Regions from separate parts of the Homo sapiens genome. Here region 1 is linked to region 2. Evidence: chromatin contacts called from ENCODE Hi-C or POLR2A ChIA-PET data. All regions are on one chromosome and are shown on one strand. The core of a region is the stretch at or near the end of the contact, and the rest is flanking DNA. Distances in the headings are between cores, read along the strand shown. Region 1 overlaps LRRK1 (leucine rich repeat kinase 1). Region 2 overlaps LRRK1 (leucine rich repeat kinase 1).

Region 1 (3,161 bases), core at 297-2,796, 50 kb before region 2:
TTCTAACTTTGGGCTCAGTTTGCTCTTTTTCTAGTTCCTTAAAGTGTAAAGTTAGTTTGTCTAATTAAGATATTTCTTTTTGCTTAATGTAGGCATTTCTGGCTGTCAACTTTCATCTTAGAACTGCTTTTGCTGTATCCCGTAAGTTTTGGTATGTTGTGTTTCCTTTTCGACTTGTCTGAAGATACTTTCTGATTTCCTTTTTGATTTCTTCTATGACCCATTGGTTGTTCAGGAGTATGTGGTTTAATTTCCACATATATGTGGATTTTTCCATTTTCTTCTTGTTATTGACTTCTAGTTTTACACCATTATGATAAGAAAAGAAACTTGATAATATTTCCATCATCTTAAATATGTTAAGACTTGTTTTATGGCCCAACATATGACATTTCTTGGGGAATGTCCCACGTGTGCTTGAGAAAAAATTATATTCTCTCGCTGTTGAAGGCATTGTTCTGCATATGTCTGTTAGGTCTATTTGGTCTATAGTATTATTCAAATTCACTGTTTTCTTATTAATTTTCTGTCTGGATGATCTATCTATTATTGAAAGTAGGGTATTGAAGTCCCCTACTATTATTATATTGCTATATATTTCTCCCTTCAGTTCTGTTAATATTTGCTTTACTTATTTATGTGCTCCAATGTTAGGTACATACATATTTAAAATTAGTACACTCTTTTAATGAATTGACCCCTTTATCATTATATAGTGACCTTCTTTGTCACTTCTGACAGATTTTGACTGAAAGTCTATTCAGTCTGGTATAAGTATCGCCATTCTTTAGCTCTTTTGGTTTCATTTGCATGAAATATCTTTTGTCATTCCTTCACTTTCCATCTATGTGTATGTTTAAAGCAAAAGTGGATCTCTTATAGGTAGCATATTGCTGGTTCTTGGATTTTTTAATCTATTCAGCTACTGTGTGTCTTTTGATTGGAAAAGTCAATCCATTTATATTTAAAGTAGTTACTGACAAGTAAGGACATACTTTTGCCAATTTTTTAATTATTTTCGGATTGTTCTGTAGTTGGCTGTTGTTGTTGTTGCTGAGACGGAGTCTCACTCTGTCACCCTGGCTGGAGTGCAGTGGCGTGATCTCTGCTCACTGCAACCTCCGCCTCCCAGGTTCAAGTGATTCTCCTGCCTCAGCCTCCTGAGTAGCTGGGATTACAGGCAGCCACCACCACACCCAACTAATTTTTGTGTGACAGGGTTTCACCATGTTGGCCAGGCTGGTCTCAAACTCCTGACCGCAAGTGATCTGCCCGCCTTAGCCTCCCAAAGTTCTGGGATTACAGGCATGAACCCCCACACCCAGCCTGTTCTGTAGTTCTTTTGTTCTTTTCTTTCTCTCTTTGTATCTTCCTTTTTAATTTGTTGTTTTTCTGTAGTAGGTTAAGCAGCATTTTTAAATAAGGGAACTATCAGAGTAAACAATTGGGGCCCTTCATTTTGGCACAAACATGTATACTGAATATTTATTGAGCTTCAGCTGTATGCTGGGCAGCATGCAGGAATATGGCTGTTTCCACTGGTATATACTGTCCTGTCTGGAGTTGATGTTTGGGTGTTTTGGATACGTCTGTACCTCTGCTCCCCAGCAAGCCCAGCAAGGGTGCTAAAGCAAGGCTTTTGTCTTCCACTTCTTGGCCTCACTAACATTTGACCCATAGCTAAGTAAATAAGATTCCAATACCCACTGACTTATTCATTTGAATAGGCATGATTCATCCCAGATGGCTAAGGAATAAGATAGAAACCCCAGACTTCACAGTTTTCAGAGAGGGGCCAAATTTCTAACTTAACTTCAAATAACAATAATAGTAGCTAGCATTTATCTAGAGCCTCTCGGGGTCAGGCAGTGTTCTAAGCACTTCTCGTGCTTCCATCCACTTGACCCTCACAATAACCCCTCTGAAGTAGGTGCCACCATCCGAAGTGGAGAGGACGGAAATGTGCAGGGCCTGGAGGTGGGCCCAGGAAGCAGCGCGGGGTCAGCATGGTGGTCACACTTCTCCGTTTCTCTCCCGGGCTCTCTGTGCTCTGGGACTTCCTTCCCTGCCAACGTTTTGCAGTCATGTATTTCTGGGCAGTGTGTATGACTAAGGTCTCAGATACTTTTATGACTTGGAAAGCCCCCACATATTATCTTGAAAGAGTTTACATTTTGACCTGATATGAACCCTACCACTGTTGTGCTGAAGTGACCAGACCTTAGGGAAGGGTTGGAGGGGGATGTGTGGCTGAGTGGCCAAAAGAAAATCATTCTTGGAAAGGAAAATTTAGAAGTGCCTGAAGGCATCATTCTCCTCCTCTTTTGCTGGGAGAATTCTGTACCCCTGTGGCCGTAACTGTAGATGGGCAAAATTATAGACGACCCCCTTACTAATATGCAGAGAGCTCTGGACGGTCAACAAATTGAAGTGGAGAGGCTTTCAGTGATACAGTCTAGATAGGCACCCACGGCAGTGAGTAAGCAGAACCCAGCCTGCGGGCAGCCCTGGGCAGAGCAGGAGGCTGGCAGACCTACTCTGCAGGGGACAGTCCAGGACCCAGGTCAGACCACGTGCAGGCGGAGAAAGGAGAGGCAGCCCGCTGGGAAATTCTGCAAGTCCTTTCTGGGGTGCACCCCTGCGCTAGGCTAGAAGGAGGAGAATTTCGAGAAGCATGGAAAGCGTAAGGGCTCCTTCCAGATAAGGCAGACACAGGAACAAAAGCTAAGGGAAGCTTGGTCCATAGAGGAAATGAGAGTGCAGTCTGGCAGCCTCACAGGCACCTGGAGTAGGGAGGAAGGGGCCAGGCCTCCTGGAAATCACCCCCATTTGTGTGCTCACCGCTTCTCTTTGTGTATGTATTTTTTTATTCATATGCATTGTGCAATATCTTTTATATGTGCCATTTTCTTTTACAAGAAGATGATAATATTCAGACATCTTAAATACTTGCCAAACACCATGCTATGTCAAATAGCACAGCTGGGGCTTGAAACCAAGTCTTCCAATGTACAGAGTTCAGTTCTTCCTGTAACTGCGGGTTTTCACACAGTTCTCAGTAGATGGCATGATTGGAAAACTCTCGGTGCCTCATCCTAAATGTTCCTTTCAGATTGAGACATTTTCTTCCTTTCCTTGCACTCATTTTTGTTGGGAGGAAG
Region 2 (3,205 bases), core at 118-2,617:
CGTCACCTGCCGCCAATTTTTGAGGAATTCATCCCACGTTATTGGGACCTTTCTCGTAGCCTCTGCTTGTTACATTTTCCCATTTGCGAAGCACTAATTTTTGTTCATATTTCTGCTCCTCTAATTTTCCAATACGGATTTCCAGTTGCTTCGAAGAAACAGACCCAAAAGCAGATTTCTTCTCCCCAGAAACCTGATTGAGCCCAATATTCTTCGGTAATCAGGAAGAAAGAGCAAAGTCCTGCTCCCATATATTTCGCCAGGTCCCTTTGACCACCCCATGCCGGAAAACCGCTGGCCCTTCTGACTCCCTCTGGTGGAAATAAAGGAAGACCAGTGAGAAATGAGTGGAGCAAAGACATTTTGTTTAGCAGGACTTCAACGGCAAGAGCGCCAGCCACCAGGACTTGCGTGTGGCAGAGACCCACAGGCTGGCAGAGGAGCGGGAGCTTTCTAGTGGGACAAAGGGAAGGCCTCCGGGGCCTCCTGCCGGGAGGCCGTTGTCGTGGGGAAGCTGGGGGGCCTCGCTGCAGGCTGGGCATCCTATGGGATTGGTAGGGGTGCAAAGTTGGCTCTCTCGGGTTGGTCCTAAATGGAAAGTGAGGACAAAAATTAGAGAATCGGTCAGTTATTAACCAAGTCCTGGCCATTTTAGACTGACTTTTACGGAAATGATGGCTTAGCTTCCTGGGTTGTTACTAGAGATAAGAAGTGGCTCATGCCTGTAATTGCAGCACTTTGGGAGGCCAAGGTGGGTGGATTGCCCGAGGTCAGGAGTTTGAGACCAGCCTGAGCTCGACGAACATGGTGAAACACCGTCTCTAATAAAAACACAAAAATTAGCCGTGAGTGGTGGTGCAGCTACTGAGGAGGCTGAGGCAGGAGAATCGCTTGAACCCGGGAAGCGGCGGTTGCAGTGAGCCGAGATCGCACCACTGCACTCCAGCCTGGGCGACAGAGCGAGACTCCATCTCAAAAAAAAAAAAAAAAAAAAAAAAAAAAAAAAAAGAGGCTGGCCTCCTGCAAGAGACTGGCTTCCCGGGCTGTTTGCTATAGATAAAGAGGTTGGTTTCCTAGGCAGGTCACTGTGGGTCGTGGGCCAGAGTTCTGTTTTTTATATATTGTGTGGCCATCGTCTGTCTGTATCTCAGGCTCGCTCTGAAAGCAGCCTGTCCACCAAGCACCCTGGCGCGGTGCGGGCAGCTGCAGGCGGCAGCTCCTCTGATCACAGGAAAGGCCGCCTTGAAGGGAGGTCAGAGACTTGGGTTTGGGAGTCAGCTTTCTTCTCCAGTCTGGGGGAGGCGCCTGGACGCTTCAGCGGTCTCCTCTGTACGTGGACAATCCCGCCGCGCTCTTCCCTGTGAGCCGCCTCTTGAGGGGCGGCACTGAGCCCGCGCCCACCGGCGCCCTCTGGAGGTTGGAGGGTGACTTGCAGGCGCTGTGCACAGATTGCCTGTGAGACGCAGGTGCCGATGGGAACAGGTAGCTCTTCTGCACCCACCACCGTGGCAGGTGCCGGCGGCCGAGAAGGACATGTGCAGGCCTCTTGGGACCCGGGCTGGAGCAGGCACACAGACGCGCATTTGCATTAACCCTTGCTTTATTCCAAGCCCATGTGGGCCCTGAACTCACCCTCCACATGTGCTTTTCCTTTCTTTCCACCACCAGGCTCTCCGTGTGAAATGGTCCCATCTCAGACTGCCCTGGGTAGACCTAGACTGGCTCATAGACATCTCCTGCCAGATCACGGAGCTCGACCTTTCTGCCAACTGCCTGGCGACCCTCCCCTCGGTTATCCCCTGGGGCCTCATCAATCTCCGGAAGCTGAACCTCTCCGACAACCACCTGGGGGAGCTGCCTGGCGTGCAGTCATCGGACGAAATCATCTGTTCCAGGTGGCTCCCCGGGGTGTGACCGGAGCCGTGTGTGACCCCGCTGTCACCGTTGTGCTCCTGCACATGCTCCCGGGTTGTATTTTGTGGTTTTGGGGGAAAAATGTTCTGGCTAAAATAGGAGAAGGAGTTTTGCCTACCCTGAGGCAAGCCTCCCTTTCAGGTTAAAACAGAGAGGTTTAGAGAGATCATTTGTCTGGCCCAAGTTTACACAGCTCACCCGGGGACATGCGAATGCTTGCCTGAGATGCTTGTCTTGGTCCTGCCCAGGAATCAGATGAGGGCAGCCAAACCTTCCCACACTGGTGGATGCAATGGGGCTCTGAGGCACCAGCTTTTACTCTGCCTTCCAGGGAAAGTGGGAAGGGCCTCAGAGAAAGGGTTAACTCTGCAGGACTCTGGCAGCAGGTGGACAGTGTGGGCAGTCCAGGCTTGCTTCTTCTGGAGGCCTTGGAGGGAGACCTGAGCCTTACCCCTGAGCTTGCATGGAAGGAGGAATGACCTTAGTTGATTTCTTTATTTTTTATTTTTATTTTTATTTTTTTTGAGACGGAGTCTCACTCTGCTGCCCAACTGGAGTGCAGTGGCATAATCTCGGCTCATGGCAACCTGCAACTCCCTGGTTCAAGCAATTCTCCTGTCTCAGCCTCCCGAGTAACTGGGATTACAGGCACATGCCACCACACCCAGCTAATTTTTGTATTTTTAGTAGAGACGGGGTTTCACCGTGTTGGCCAGGATGGTCTTGACCTCCTGACCTCATGATCCGCCTGCCTCGGCCTCCCAAAGTGCTGAGATTACAGGCATGAGCCACCGCACCTGGCCTGATTTCTTTTGGACACATAACTGCAAGTCCTCATTCCATAAAGGGTTGAATCGATTTTTAAAATGAAAAACCAAGGCTCTAAGTGAAGCAAGAGTCAAGAATGTTGGAAAGAGCTTGGGGTAGGCATTAATCCATGGGACTCCCAAGTGAGAACGGGAAAGAAGCCTGCACACCAGAACTTAAAAAGCAAGTGCCGTCCAAGTGAGGCCCTTCACCTGGGCCAGATGGACAGGTCCAGAAGGTTCAAAGCCCTGCTCTGTGGTCTCAGCAGCTTTCAGGGAACCTACTCATTTTGCTATTACATGCCTGCGAAGGATTCGAATCCCTGTTGGTCAGTGGAGCCAGGGCCCACCGATGAGAGGTTTGTCTTTATCTACACAGGACACAGTAAGAGTTCTTCAAAAGAATTAAAAATCATATGCACTACATTTTCAATGCACACTCTTTAACCTTGCATGGGGAGAAAAAGAAAAAAAATACACCTCTT

The links. Hi-C counts contacts between places; a loop is a spot of excess contacts on that map. ChIA-PET counts read pairs that join two places held with the same protein, here RNA polymerase II (POLR2A). Pooled maps may share reads with other maps.
Region 1: a loop to region 2 is called in a map of Panc1, with 5 times the contacts of the local background. The contact joins two enhancer-like sites. A Hi-C loop is called at or near these places in 5 of 168 maps with a recorded cell type or tissue (CD14-positive monocyte, Caco-2, K562 and 2 more), 5 of 37 single-sample maps with no recorded cell type and 6 of 50 pooled maps. POLR2A ChIA-PET finds 5 or more read pairs at or near these places in 6 of 52 experiments (A549, GM12878, HEK293T and 3 more).

What each region holds. Positions count from the first base shown.
Region 1 is chr15:100,956,829-100,959,989 of GRCh38, forward strand. The region is part of intron 2 of LRRK1 (leucine rich repeat kinase 1); the gene reads left to right. Among named protein-coding and RNA genes, the nearest start is that of LRRK1, 39 kb to the left of the region's middle. RefSeq lists an enhancer at 1,919-1,968. Within about 2 kb of position 1,547, at least 6 of the 41 ENCODE cell types and tissues checked have a DNase peak (open chromatin) inside an H3K27ac peak, as active enhancers do; they include Panc1, where a contact is called at or near this core.
Region 2 is chr15:101,007,169-101,010,373 of GRCh38, forward strand. LRRK1 (leucine rich repeat kinase 1) reads left to right here. Exons shown (of 34, transcript NM_024652.6): 7 at 1,669-1,895. Among named protein-coding and RNA genes, the nearest start is that of LRRK1, 89 kb to the left of the region's middle. RefSeq lists enhancers at 1-110, 1,089-1,418. Within about 2 kb of position 1,368, at least 17 of the 41 ENCODE cell types and tissues checked have a DNase peak (open chromatin) inside an H3K27ac peak, as active enhancers do; they include Panc1, where a contact is called at or near this core.